3 separate regions of the Homo sapiens genome follow, and regions 2 and 3 are each linked to region 1. A link is a contact called in ENCODE Hi-C or POLR2A ChIA-PET data. All regions are on one chromosome and are shown on one strand. The core of a region is the stretch at or near the end of the contact, and the rest is flanking DNA. Distances in the headings are between cores, read along the strand shown.

The links. A loop is a pair of places that touch in the nucleus more often than their neighbours do. ChIA-PET counts read pairs that join two places held with the same protein, here RNA polymerase II (POLR2A). Pooled maps may share reads with other maps.
Region 2: a map of gastrocnemius medialis shows a loop between it and region 1 (36-fold over the local background). The contact joins the enhancer-like site here to the promoter of SNHG16 in region 1. A Hi-C loop is called at or near these places in 1 of 168 maps with a recorded cell type or tissue (gastrocnemius medialis) and 1 of 50 pooled maps. POLR2A ChIA-PET finds 5 or more read pairs at or near these places in 2 of 52 experiments (activated CD4-positive, alpha-beta T cell and activated naive CD4-positive, alpha-beta T cell).
Region 3: a pooled map shows a loop between it and region 1 (19-fold over the local background). The contact joins the enhancer-like site here to the promoter of SNHG16 in region 1. A Hi-C loop is called at or near these places in 4 of 50 pooled maps. POLR2A ChIA-PET finds 5 or more read pairs at or near these places in 2 of 52 experiments (H1 and activated T-cell).

The regions. Positions count from the first base shown.
Region 1 is chr17:76,554,784-76,559,144 of GRCh38, forward strand. SNHG16 (small nucleolar RNA host gene 16) reads left to right here and starts at 2,981. Exons shown (of 3, transcript NR_038111.1): 1 at 2,981-3,074. It overlaps SNORD1C (small nucleolar RNA, C/D box 1C), which reads left to right and starts at 4,007; the gene lies at 4,007-4,086. RefSeq lists enhancers at 2,012-2,111, 2,601-3,401, 2,802-3,061, 3,402-4,203.
Region 2 is chr17:76,179,706-76,184,066 of GRCh38, forward strand. The region is part of intron 2 of RNF157 (ring finger protein 157); the gene reads right to left. Among named protein-coding and RNA genes, the nearest start is that of FOXJ1, 41 kb to the left of the region's middle. Within about 2 kb of position 2,631, at least 2 of the 41 ENCODE cell types and tissues checked have a DNase peak (open chromatin) inside an H3K27ac peak, as active enhancers do.
Region 3 is chr17:76,837,873-76,842,233 of GRCh38, forward strand. No RefSeq gene overlaps it. Among named protein-coding and RNA genes, the nearest start is that of LINC00868, 16 kb to the right of the region's middle. RefSeq lists enhancers at 280-1,004, 1,645-1,694, 1,945-2,004, 2,115-2,164, 3,419-3,935 and a silencer at 1,736-1,931. Within about 2 kb of position 2,053, at least 2 of the 41 ENCODE cell types and tissues checked have a DNase peak (open chromatin) inside an H3K27ac peak, as active enhancers do.

The DNA.
Region 1 (4,361 bases), core at 1,731-4,230:
GGATTCTACAGGCTGGGAGCAAACCCTGACCCTGCCAGTTACTGGTTATGTGAATTTGGGCAAGTTACCGAATTTCCCAGTGCTTCTGTTTCCTTATCCGTAAAATGGGGACAGTGATAGTGTTACCGGAGAGGAGTCCTGATCCAGACCCCAAAAGAGGGTTCTTGGATCTTGAGCAAGAAGGAATTTGGGATGTCTATAGACTAAAGTGAAAGCAAGTTTATTAGAAAAGTAAAGGAATAAAAGAATGGCTACTTGGCCAGGCATGGTGGCTCAAGCCTATAATCCTAGCACTTTGGGAGGCTGAGGCAGGCAGATCACTTGAGGTCAGGAGTTCGAGACCAGCCTGGCCAACATGGTGAAACCCTGTTGCTACTAAAAATACAAAAATTAGCCGGGCGTGGTGGCGTGCGCCTGTAATCCAGCTACTCGGGAGGCTGAAGCAGGAGAATTGCTTGAACCCAGGAGGTGGAGGCTGCAGTGAGCCGAGACAGCAGCACCACTGCAGCCTGGGTGACAGAGCGAGACTCTGTCTCAAAAAAAAAAAAAAAAAAAAGGCTACTCCACAGAGCAGCCCTGAGGGCTGCTGGTTGCCCATTTTTATGGTTATTTCTTGATTATATCCTAAACAAGGGGTGGATTATTTACGCCTCCCATTTTTAGACCACATAGGGTAACTTCCTGATGTTGCCATGGCATTTGTAAACTGTCATGGCGCTGGTGGGAGTGTAGCAGTGAGGACGACCAGAGGTCACTCTCATCGCCATCTTGGTTTTGGTTTTGGTGGGCTTATTTACTGCAAACTGTTTTATCAGCAAGGTCTTTATGGCCTGTATCTTGTGCCGACCTCCTGTCTCATCCTGTGACTTAGAATGCCTTAACCGTCCGGGAATGCAGCCCAGTAGGTTTCAGCCTCGTTTCACCCAGCTCCTATTCAAGATGGAGTTTTCTGGTTCCAATGCCTCTGACAGTAGTACTTCATCGCATTGTGAGGATTAAACGAGTTCATACATGTACAGAAACCAGTATAGGGAATGGCACCTGGTAAGTGCTATGAAGTATTAGCTATCATTACTATCTTGTCTACAGTAGGTCACCAGCCCGCTAGCAGCTTTTGGGAAATTCCACACTTAGAATTCCCACTGTAAGTCTCAAATGAAAGGAACTATGTTTGCAGGGATAGAACACATTCTTCCTTTCAGTATTACACAAAATAACGTGTCTTCAAGGGTAAGGTAGAGAAACCTAATGGCCAGAATTACTGCTGAATGAATTAATGATTATTTGCTGAAGACTTACTGTGAGCATAGCAGGTAAATACCAAACCCTGCACTGTTAAGAAATTAAAAAGAAAAAAATAAAAATAAAAAGAGGCTGGGCGTGGTGGCTCACGCCTGTAATCCCAGCACTTTGGGAGGCTGAGACGGGTGGATCACCTGAGGTCAGGAGTTTGAGAACAGCCTAACATGGAGAAACCCCATCTCTACTAAAAATACAAAATTAGCTGGGCGTGGTGGCGCATGCCTGTAATCCCAGCTACTCAGGAGGCTGAGGCAGGAGAATCACTTGAGCTTGGGAGGCGGAGGTTGCCGTGAGCCGAGATCGTGCCATTGCATTCCAGCCTGGGCAACAAGAGCAAAAGTCCATCTCAAAAAAAAAAAAAAAAAAAAATAATAATAATAATAAAAAGAGACTTCTGCTCTTGAAGAGCTTACAATCAAATGAAAGGAGGTAAACATAAGCAAATGTGGTAATTTGAAGATAAGTATCTGCAACATATTACCATCTGCAGGACAATATAACCCACACCGAAGGCCACAGAGATCACTGTTAATGGGTGGATGAGAACAGGGAGACTGGAATGGAGAAAAGGCTCTCGGTCTTGCAAACTTAAACTAGCTTTCAAATAGGTGCAAATTCTGGCCCTGATTGTTGATGTCGTTTTTGCCTTATTTTTATTTCAAAAACGAAGCCAGACCGGGCGCAGTGGCTCACCTTTGTAATCCCAGCACTTTGGGAGGCCAAAACAGGAGGACTGCTTGAGGCCAGGAGTTTGAGACCAACCCGGGCAACATAGTGAGACCTCATCTCTGCAAAATAAAAATAATCAGCTGGGCGTGGTGGCGCTCGCCTGTCGTCCCGGCCACTCAGGAGGCTGAGGCGGGAGGATCACTTGAGCCCGGGAGGTCCAGGCTACAATAAGTTATGATTGCACCACTGCACTCCAGCCTGCGTGCCAGGGTGAAACCTTATCTCAAAAACAAACCAAAAAAACCCAGAAACAAAAAAAAATGAAGCCAAGGTGTTTGCCTGAAAAATAACACTCAGAAGAGCAGTGGGTGTTACATCATTCTCCGTTCTTTTCGTAATTCAGCTCGTGACACTTGCCTTTTTTTCTCTTCTCGGAATGCCCCGGGCCCCTGGGCAGCCGCGGAGGCCGAGCCCCGTCGCTCTCCAGCGCTCCTTGCCGCCCGCGCCTCGGCTTCACCGGCCTCGCCCCAAACTTAAAAACACCTGAGCAGGAGGTTGAACGATTCCCTCGGAATCTCTCCTCTTCACTAACCCAGCGAACCACCCCAAATGCCCCTATCCTCCCCCAAATAAAATCCGCAGAGCAATTAACAAAGATACTCGGCCAAGCCCCGGTTTCCTCATCTGTCCCTGCCCCCTCGAACTTTCTGTGCTTCCCCAGTCTCGACCAGGGACAAACTGTGTTGAAGCTCAATGACTTTCTGGCAGAAGTGAACCTCCAGCTTCGTTTTCTGACAGCCGTGGTTCTTCACAGGCCTGGTTTCCCACTCCGGACCCTCCACTGCCCCTGGTGGCGGCCACCATCTTACCCCCAGCTCCAGGGTCGCGCTGAGGACGCGGCCAGCCCCCAGCCGCCGTAGTTTTGAACTACATTTCCCACCAGCCCTTTCTCAACATCGCGAGAGTTCCGGAGAGATTGCCGAGAAGACTTGCGCGCAGGGGCGGTCTCGCGTTCTTTTCGAGGTCGGCCGCGTGGCTGGAAGACATGGCCACTCCAGTCGGTGTTGAGCACGGCGAGCAGTCTCAGGCCTTTAGTGATGATGGTAAGGCTGCCTGGGTGGGAAAACGGGGTCTTCCTTGACACGACACTAACATACTTGGCTTCCCTTCCTCAGAGACGAAGTGGTGACGATAATCTCGGTTTCTCCCTCATAGGGTGGTTAGGAGGGTTAAAAGTACTGGATGAGAAAATGCTTTCCAAACGTTGAGAAAATGTTACTATGTGAAGGGAGAGAGCTCAAGCCCGTCCTCGGCGTCATAGGGCCGGCTTCTGCGGGGGAGAGCGCCTAACAACCTGGGCAGCCCCGTGCGCCTCCGCCGCGCGTGTGCTGAGCGTCATGCCCAGGGGTCTTCGGTGCCCGCGCACGGGCAGACTCTGACGATGGTGGTTCTTAATTCAGCATCAGGAGTGTTAACGTGTGAAGACGTGATTCCGCTTGGAGTGTCTTGAGGACGGCCCCAATCGGTAGTTCATATTTAGCTTTACAGATAGGAGTCAATAGGATTGTAAACTTCTGGAAAGCCGTAGTTTTAACAACGAGCCTTTTTTCCTCCCCCAGAGGCCTTTCTTTGTTTGGCATCTGCAGAGACGGTGAAAAGCAGAGCTCCAGGTTGAAGGATCAGAGTAATAGATGGAGCCCTTAACATGAGTAAGAGTGGGTGCAGGCAGGGCCTGAGTGGTCACTAGAAATGAGAAAGCACAGTTGGTGCCATCACATACATTCACCTCCTGCTTTATTCTGAAGTTCAAGTATGAGAATACGTGTTGACATACAAGCCAGCTATGGTAAGAAATTACTCAAAATTCAGAATGCTAATTATTTTAATGATAAAAATGAGTAGCGTCTTTGCCCGTGTGATTTGGGGCCACTAGGTGTCATTGTAACCAGCGTGGATCCTCGTTAGGGCATGCAGGGATGAAAGAGACATGGCAAATGAATTTTGGATCGCTAGGATTTAGGAATCTTTGTTATTGGCTGAGCTGAGGATGATTTAAAGTTATCCCTGTCTGAAATGGTATCTTTTGTGAGGAGGTCTGACTTGCTGAGGCTCAGCTGTTTAATACAAATCTGGAGAATAAACCTTAAGGTGGTTTCTGTTAGAATGAAGCCTGTTATCCTTCTCTTTTAGATTAAAGGTGGTGGCTGTGGCCTTGAAAACAGTCATGTGAAAACTCATCACCTTAAGGTGTTAAGTGTAAGGATCTTCATGATGAAATTTCTGTAAATGGTGAGATTTTTAGTACTTTCATAGACTTGAATATGCTTATGGTCCTCTTTAAGTATTGGTTTGTTAGTTTTGGGGATGTGTTGGTCTTCCAGGGTTACGAT
Region 2 (4,361 bases), core at 1,381-3,880, 380 kb before region 1:
AGTATCTTATTTCAACCTAAAACCAGAGATCTCACTCATATGCTAACAGGTAAGTATGAAAGGAAAGAAAACTAATGCCTTCTTGGGACCAAGAAAGATGAAGCTCAGAACAGATTCAGGGCCAAGCATTTTTCTGAAGTACTCATGCACCAGTCCACTGTACTTAGCATTAGCAATCGTTTTCTCAGTTCATATCCACAGAGTTTCTGTTTTCTTTTTTAGAGTCTGCAAAGGGTAATTTTCTCAGCCCTAGGTCTACTGAGTAAGGGAGTGCATGGTGACAAGGAAGACCAGATAAAGTCTTTCTGATGTAAGCATCCTGGCATATCCGGAAACAGGAAGAGCTTCCTTTTCTGTCTTGCACACAACATGCCCCAGGTCCACAGACAGAGGGAGACTGAGAAGCTTTCTGATCTCTTACCTCAAGCTCAGTATGGATTTATAGAATGGCTTCCTGTTTCTCAGGTATCATTCTGGAGTAAATAAACCCTTAACAGCCTTATGAAGGACAACTAAATGCAGCTTCTAGAATCCTATTTCACTTTTTATAATGAAAACAGGCCTCAGATCAAGACTCATGAACAAAGAATGAAATTTGGTCTGCTCAGGGATTTGGGGACCAAACATTAAGTGTGAGTACCTTTACGACAGAAAAGCAAGGCACAGATCCCCCTAATCTATTCATCTAACCAGAAAACTCTGCCAAAAGAAAGCCCCTTTCATGGGGTAAAACTTGGGTAACCTGCAATTACAGCTTGGCAAATCATGAAAAAAGAGAATGTAAGGAAATATTTAACTGAGTATCTACTATGTGCCAGGCATTATGCTAGGTACTTTAGATAGATTCTTTTTGTCCCCCATTTTACTTTACATATTTTTTATCTTTATTTTTAAATTTTCGTAGAGATGGGGTTTTACTATGTTGCCCAGGCTGGTCTCAAACTCTTGAGTTCAAGTGATCTTCTCGCCTCAGCTTCCCAAAGTGCGGGGATTAGAGGTGTAAGCCACCACACCTGGTCTTTTTATTTTTATCTTGGTAAAATACACATAACATGAAATTTACTATCTCAATCATATTCAAGTATACAGTTCAGCGGCATTAAGTAACATTCACATTCGCATTATCGTGCGGCCATCACCGCCATCCAGCTCTAGTTTAGGTATGCTCTTATTTCACATTCTCGAAAGGAACAACATGCCTGCCCCTCTCACCAGCCTGTAAGTTCCGTGTGTATGCTGGAGGACAGTCCAACATGCCGGAGAAATACAGTAGCCGACTGAAAAATGAAGAATGTCAGTTAAACAAACTGACATTCTACAGATAAAGAAACCGAGACTCAAAAGATTCACGTAATCATCCAGGGTCCCAGAGCTAATGAGCAGCAGAACCACAATTTGAACCCAGGTACATCTGACTCCAAAAGCCATACTCTATTGCACTGCTTCTACTGTAGGGCAAGTCTACAGGCTCTTCTAATCCTAGGAGTGTTCCAGGGACCTGAGCAGAGTTCGGGGAGTCTGAAAGTTATACCATCATGGCAAACAGTACTGAATTCTGTGAAGGTTCTGGAAGCTAGCCAAAAATCTCCAATGGCGCCCTATGCTTAGATGGCAGTATGTACAAAATCATACCACGCACCACACTCCTTTCTATCTTTAACAGGAGTATCTAAGGTCTTCTTAGAGAAGAGCTTTCTTGGAGCACAGTATGACAAAATCTTTGTCTATAAGATCTAACAGTACCTGCAGAAGATACAAATGTACACTGAGGGCAGGGTGATGTCAGAGAACACTGCCAGCAGCCACAGCCACAATGGATACGTCAGTCAGCGTTTACCTTCCACCCAAGATGCTCAAAGATGTGTTACTGCCAGATAGTTCTAAAATATGGCGACTTCTTCACTAAATTGTTTTCAAAAAATGGTCGGGTGCGGTGGCTCACATCTAATCCCAGCACTTTGGGAAGCCGAGACAGGCAGATCACCTGAGGTCCAGAGTTTGAGACCAGGCTGGCCAACATGGTGAAACCTCATCTCTACTAAAAATACAAAAATCAGCTGGGTGTGGTGGCGTGTGCCTGTACTCCCAGTTACTCAGAAGGCTGAGGCAGGAGAATCACTTGAACCCAGGAGGCAGAGGTTGCAGTGAGCTGAGATCACACCACTGCACTCCAGCCTGGGTGACCGAGTGAGACTCTGTCTCAAAAAAAAAAAAAAAAAAGAATAAATAAATAAATAATTTTCAAAAAACAAAGACATTTACCCATTCATTCAGCACTCTCACTATATCCTGAGTACTGAACTAGGCCTGAGGGACACAGTGAAGAGTCAAGCAAACCTCTCTTAGTTCCATCTGTAAAGGGGCGTCAAGCTTGCATCTGGTGCCCTGCATGCTTGGATACAACATCCTCCTGGGACTGGGCTGCTGTGTCTGTCCTGAAGTAAGCCTGAATCTGAGAATAACTTAAATCCCAAACATCTCAAACCCAGAATGGAAGTAGAGTTGGGCTCAGCCAGAAGACCTCTTTTGGTGGACCTCAGGCGTTTGCTGACGAAGGCTCTGTGTGTTACGTGAGCAACTCCTCTTTGGCTTTTGACCCTGGTGCTCATCAGCTTCCTTTTACCAGCACATCACATCGGCAAAGCGCCACCTGGTGACGAAAGATGAAATTGCCAGACCATGCCCAAATGCAGGCCAGAAGGGTGCACGTGCATTCACATACACATGGGCACACACGCATTTAGTCTGTGTGTGTGTGTGTGTGTGTGTGTGTGTGTATCAATCACATGTCCTAGATTTTTTTTTTTACCATTCTGATTTCAAATATTACACTACTCCTACGGTTGTACTATTTTTGCTGTAAAAAAATATGGTCACAGTACATGTGAAAGGACATCTTACTCTGTGTGTAAATTATTAGGCAATTCCCAGTAGTCTACAAAAAAACACAATAATCCATTCATCCCATCCATAAAAATAAAGTTAACTTCAACATAAATCTTTTTTTAAAGTATATACTTTGTTTTCATTTGCTATTAGATTCAGGCCTCGTCTCATATATATATATATATATATATATATATGAGAGATATATATATGAGAGAGATATATATCCTATATATCCTATATATGATATATAGGATATATAGGATATATATATCCTATATATCATAATAATATGAAAACTATATTATTACCATCAATTCTCAGGTAAAGAAAGTATTGATATTGTATACTTCTGTTGGTTACTTTTCGCTCTTGTTGCCCTGGCTGGAGTGCAATGGCACGATCTTGGCTCACTGCAACCTCCGCCTCCCGGGTTCAAGCGATTCTCCTGCCTCAGCCTTGCTTCCCGAGTAGCTGGGATTACAGGCGTCTGCCACCATGCCTGGCTAATTTTTTTGTATTTTTAGTAGAGATAGGGTTTCTCCATGTTGGTCAGGCTGGTCTCGAACTCCTGACCTCAGGCGATCCGCCCGCCTCAGCCTCCCAAAGTGCTGGGATTCCAGGTGTGAGCCACCACGCCCGGCCTCACGTGGGAATATTTTTGAAAACTGCAGATCCCAGGGCCCTGTCACTAGAATTCTGATTCAGCTAGTTTGGGGTAGGAACTAGGAATCTGTATTTTAATAAACATTCCAACCAATTCTGATGCAGGTAGGTTAGAGACCCCACTGAAAGAAAAAATGCTGGTCTTCTGCAGCTAATAATATTTAATTATATACCAAAATAAATTCACATAAAGTTTTTTTTTGTTTTGTTTTTTAGAGGTAGGGTCTTGCTATGTTTCCATGCTGGAATGCAGTGGCTATTCACTGTGACCATAGTGCACTACAGCCTTGAACTACTGGGCTCAAGTGATCCTCCTGCCTCAGCTTCCCGAGTAGCTGGGACTACAAGCAAGTCATCACAGCTGGCTAATTTCTATCATTTCTTCCACATTAAAAAACATTTATGGATATAGAATAATTATAGCTTTCTACATTTATTAGCTGGGATTCTACTGTAAGGAAGAGCTGTCCTTTATCATTCAATTATTCAATTATTTCTTCATTTGTTTAATTATAAATTATGTATTTATGTAATTTATTTTATATTAATTTTTTTACTTAAGTAAAAACAAAAAACCCAAAATACCAAAAATATGCTTCCAAAGACAGGAAACCATTTTAGACAATTTATAATTAAAATAGCAAAGTACAGGCTGGGAGCGGTGGCTCACACCTGTAATCCCAGCACTTTGGGAAGCTGAGGTGGGCGGGTTGGTTGAGGCCAGGAGTTTGAGACCAGCCTGGCCAGCATGGTGAAACCCCGTCTCTACTAAAAACACAAAAAATTAGCCAGGCACAGCGGCACGCGCC
Region 3 (4,361 bases), core at 803-3,302, 280 kb after region 1:
GTGGTGGCACGTGCCTGTAATCCCAGATACTCGAGAGGCTGAGACAGAATTGCTTGAACCTGGGAGGCGGAGTTTCCAGTGAGCTGAGATCACGCCACTACTCTCCAGCCTGGGCAACAGAGTGAGATTCTGTTTCAAAAAAAAAAAAAGGAAAGAAAAGAAGAGGAAATTCAGACACACAAAGAGACAGCAGGGAAGGGGCACAGAGGAAAGACGTAGGAGGCCACCCAAAGAATGCCCGGGCCCTGTCTGGGGCTGTCCACCTTCGCCCTGAGCACACGGTGGAAGGAAGTGGCTCAGAGCCTTGTCACAGGGCCCTGGAGTGGGAGCCCTTTGCTTCTGGGGTCTGCTCTGGGCTGAGAAGGCTTGACCCTGTTGAAATGGCTCTGCTGGCCTGGACCCCCTGAGACAGGTTCCATTTCAGCTGGTGAGCTCAGGGCCTGGCCTTGGACATGGCCAGCGCCAGTGAAACTGGATCTAGAATAAGCAGAAAGACAGCTCAGTGCCATCTTTAACTCACAGTGCAGGGAGTGAGCCCAGGCTTCAGGGCAGAGTGCTCCCTCCGCTTGCTGACTCTCAGCCTGGGCTCTGTCCTCTGGGCTCCGGCTGTTGTAGGACATCCTGAGAAAGGGGTCAGCCAGGCCGTGAACAGTCAATGGCATAGAGGCCTGAAGACTCCAGTCCTTCCTCCTGTGATGATGACACGTCCTAGGTGACCACCCTTGAGCTGATGCTTCTTTTTTTTTTTTTTTCCCTTCGAGACAGAGTCTTGCTCTGTTGCCCAGACTGGACTGCAGTGGCACCATCTCGGCTTACTGCAACCTCCACCTCCTGGGTTCAAGTGATTTTCCTGCGCCGAGGGGCTGGGACTACAGGTACGCGCCACTGCACCTGGATAATTTTTGTATTTTTACTAGAGACGGGGTTTCGCATGTTGGCCAGGCTGGTCTCGAACTCCTGACCTCTTGATCTGCCTGCCTTAGCCTCCCAAAGTGCTGGGATTACAGGCATGAGCCACAGCGCCCGGCCTGATGCTTATTTCTTTCCTCTCATGGTCTACACTTCCTCCCCTCCGCTCACTTCAGTCCTCTCCGCTCTTCACTGAACTGGCCTTTGACAAGGTCTCTGATGAGCGACGTCACCTCTCAGCTCCAGGCCCCCCAGACAGCACATTTTTCAGGTGTCGTTTCTGAGCACTCAATGCTGGCCTGTGCCTGGCTCAGCTCTTGGCTGTCTTTTCTATCTTAGCATGGTCCAACAGAGGTGCTTTTTTTTTTGTTTTTGAGACAGGGTCTTGCTCTGTCATCCAGGCTGGAGTGCGGTGGCACAGTTACTGCTCACTGATGCCTCAACCTCCTGAGCAGCTGGGACTGCAAGCATGCACCACTGTGTTGGGCTAATTTTTTATTTTTTGTAGAGATGGGGGTCTCAGTATGTTGCCCAGGCTGGTCTCAAACTCTTGGGCTGAAGTGATCTGCCTGCCTCCGCCTCCCAACGTGTTGGGATTATAGGCGTGAGCCACCATGCCCGGCCCCAACAGATTTTTCTGCCATGTTGGAGATGTTCTCTCTGTGCTGTGCAACACAGTAGCCATGAGCCACGTGCAAGGTGGTCAGTGTGACTGAGAAACCGGTTTCCTTTTTTTTCCTTTCTTTTTTTTTTTTTTGAGATGGAGTGTCTCCCTCTGTCACCCAGGCTGTAGTGTAGTGGTATGATCTCGGCTCACTGCTACCTCTGCCTCCTGGGTTCAAGCAATTCTCCCCTGCCCCAGCCTCCTGAGTAGCTGGGATTACAGGTGCATGCCACCATGTCCAGCTAATTTTTGTATTTTTAGTAGAGACAGTTTCACCATGTTGGCCAGGCTGGTCTCTAACTCCTGACCTCAGATGATCCACCCACCTCGGCCTCTCAAAGTGCTGGGATTACAGGCTTGAGCCACTGCATCCGGCCTGAGGTTTCCTTTTAGTTTCATTTTAATGAATTTAAATGTAAATAGCCACAGTGGCTGCTGGCTGCTGGCTGCGGTGTTGGACAGCGCCTCCTAGGAGGCTGTTAATACCTGTGCCGTGCCTTTGTAGAGCATCTGCCGCTGTCTTCTGCATTTCTGTTCCCTGCGCTGACACCTCCCCTGAGCCCCCATGAGATCCATCTCTTCTTGACACCTCTCCTGGGTGCCTCATAGGCACATGGATTGAGCACGTGAAAATTCTCTGATCCCACCTTCCCCATCGCAGAGAACGGCACCTGCCACTGCTCAGCCTCCAGATTCAGGAGTTGCATTTGTTTCCTTCTTTCTCCTGCCCTGAGCCAGTCACCTGGGCTCGTCCCTCCAGACATATCCCAACCTACACTTCCCTCCACCCCCACTGCCTCAGCCCACTCCGGATCAGGCTGGCCCTCCCAGCTCTCTGCCTCCCCACTCCTGTCCCGTGTCCCCCAGCCCAGCAGCCAGAGTGACCCGGCTACAGCACAAATCCCAGCACCTCGCTCCCTGCACCCCTAACTGCAACCAGAATCCATCCCAGCTGCTCTGTGGTCTGGCCTGCCCAGCCCTCCCACCCCATCTCCTCCTTCCCCTTCTAGTTGCCCAGTGCTGACCCCTCCCAGGGCTCCTGCATTTGCTGCTTGGAACTACCTCCCTGGCACCTTTGTGTCTCCTCCTCACTCCAGTCTGAATTCAGTGTTACCTCCTCAAAGAGGTCTTGTCCCAACACTCACTAGCACAGCACGTCGTCTTCCTTGTAGAGAGCACGCAGCCCCTCCAGACCAGAGCTGGACTTCCACAGGGAGCATCAGCCCCTCCAGACCAGAGCTCTGTTCTCATCACTGTGTTCCTGGTAAAACAGTCTTGTTGGCCTCCCTGAGCCAAGCTCTCTGTCCCTTCCTCCCTCTCTTCTTTTCTACCTCCCTCTCTCCCCACCTGTCTCTTCCTCTCTCTCCTTTTCTCCCTCTTTCTCTCCCTGACTCCCTCTGTTCCCTCAGTCAGTCTCTTTCTCTCCTCTCCCCGCCCTCTTGTTCCCTCTCTGTCTCTCTCTATTTCTGTCTCTTTTCTCCTCTCTCCCTCTGTTTCTCCCCCGACTCTCTCTCTGCCTCTCTGTCTCTCCCACTCTCTGCTTCTCTCTCTCTCTCTCTGCCTCTCTTTCTCTGCCTCTCTGTCCCTCCCTCTCTCTCTCTGTCCCTCCCTCTCTCTCTCTGTCCCTCTCCCTGTCTCTCTCTCCCTCTCTGTCTCTATCTCTCTCTGCCTCTCTTTCCTCTCTCTCTCTCTCCGCCTCTCTGTCTCTCCCTCTTTCTCCCTCTCTCTTTTCCTCTCTCTCTCTGCCTCTCTCTCCCTCCCCCCACCTCTCTCTGCCTCTCTGTCTCTCCCTCTTTGCCTCTCCCTCCCTCTCTCTCTGCATCTCTGTCTCTCCCTCTCTCTCCCTCTCTCTCTCTGCCTCTCTATCCCTCTCTATCTCTCCCTCTCTTTCTCCCTCTCTGTCTCTCTCTCCCTCTTTCTCTGCCTCTCTGTCTCTCCCTCCCCCCACCCCACCTCTCTGTCTCTCCCTCTCTCTTTGCCTCTCCCTCCCTTTCTCTCTCTCTCTCTGCCTCTCAGTCTCTCCCCCTCTCTCTCTCCTTTTGTTCCCCCCACCCACCCATGTCTGTGGAGGGCTGTGTCTCCCTTTGCCCCAGGACACTCCCTTTTTTTCTCCCCCGGTTCCGGTCTTTTGGGTGAAGGGTAGAAGGAAGACAAAAGCTGGAATTCCTGAGCAAGGGAAGTCATCACTACCCCCACGCTGGAGTTGTGACTGCCCATGCTGTGGCCCCTGGGTGGCCTCTGATGCAGCCACGCAAGGGGGTTCCACTCTGCTCCTTACTGGACCTGACCCCACCCCCTCCAGCAGCGTCCTCCGGAAGGGACTAGTTTCCCCTTGTACCCAGTGGGTCCAGGGCACCTGGATCAGTCCTTCAGTACCTTCATGTTTCAAACAAACACCTCTTGTAGCTCAGGCAGCAAATTGCGCTGTTCGTGGGGAGAGGGGCCGAGTGCCCTGACCAGTCGGAGCTGGACCGGCCAGTGCTCCTCTGGTAGAGGGTGGGGGGATCACTTGGGGTGGGCTTTGGCTGGGGGAACCTGGAGGCTTGCAGGCTGGGCTCCCAGAGACCTTAGGATGGTCTCATGCATACCCAGGTCTATTCTGAGCCATGCACCAAGCACCTTGGCTGGAGTCAGCTCACTTCCTCCCCTTATTACAGGTCCCAGCAGCCGCAAACCCAAACTTCCCCGGAGCACCAGCACACTCCCCATTAATGATAAGGCAGGAGAGCTCCTGCTCTTTCCAGCCGGGACTTTAATTTCTCTAATTATAGCTGAGGCTTGGAGCAGT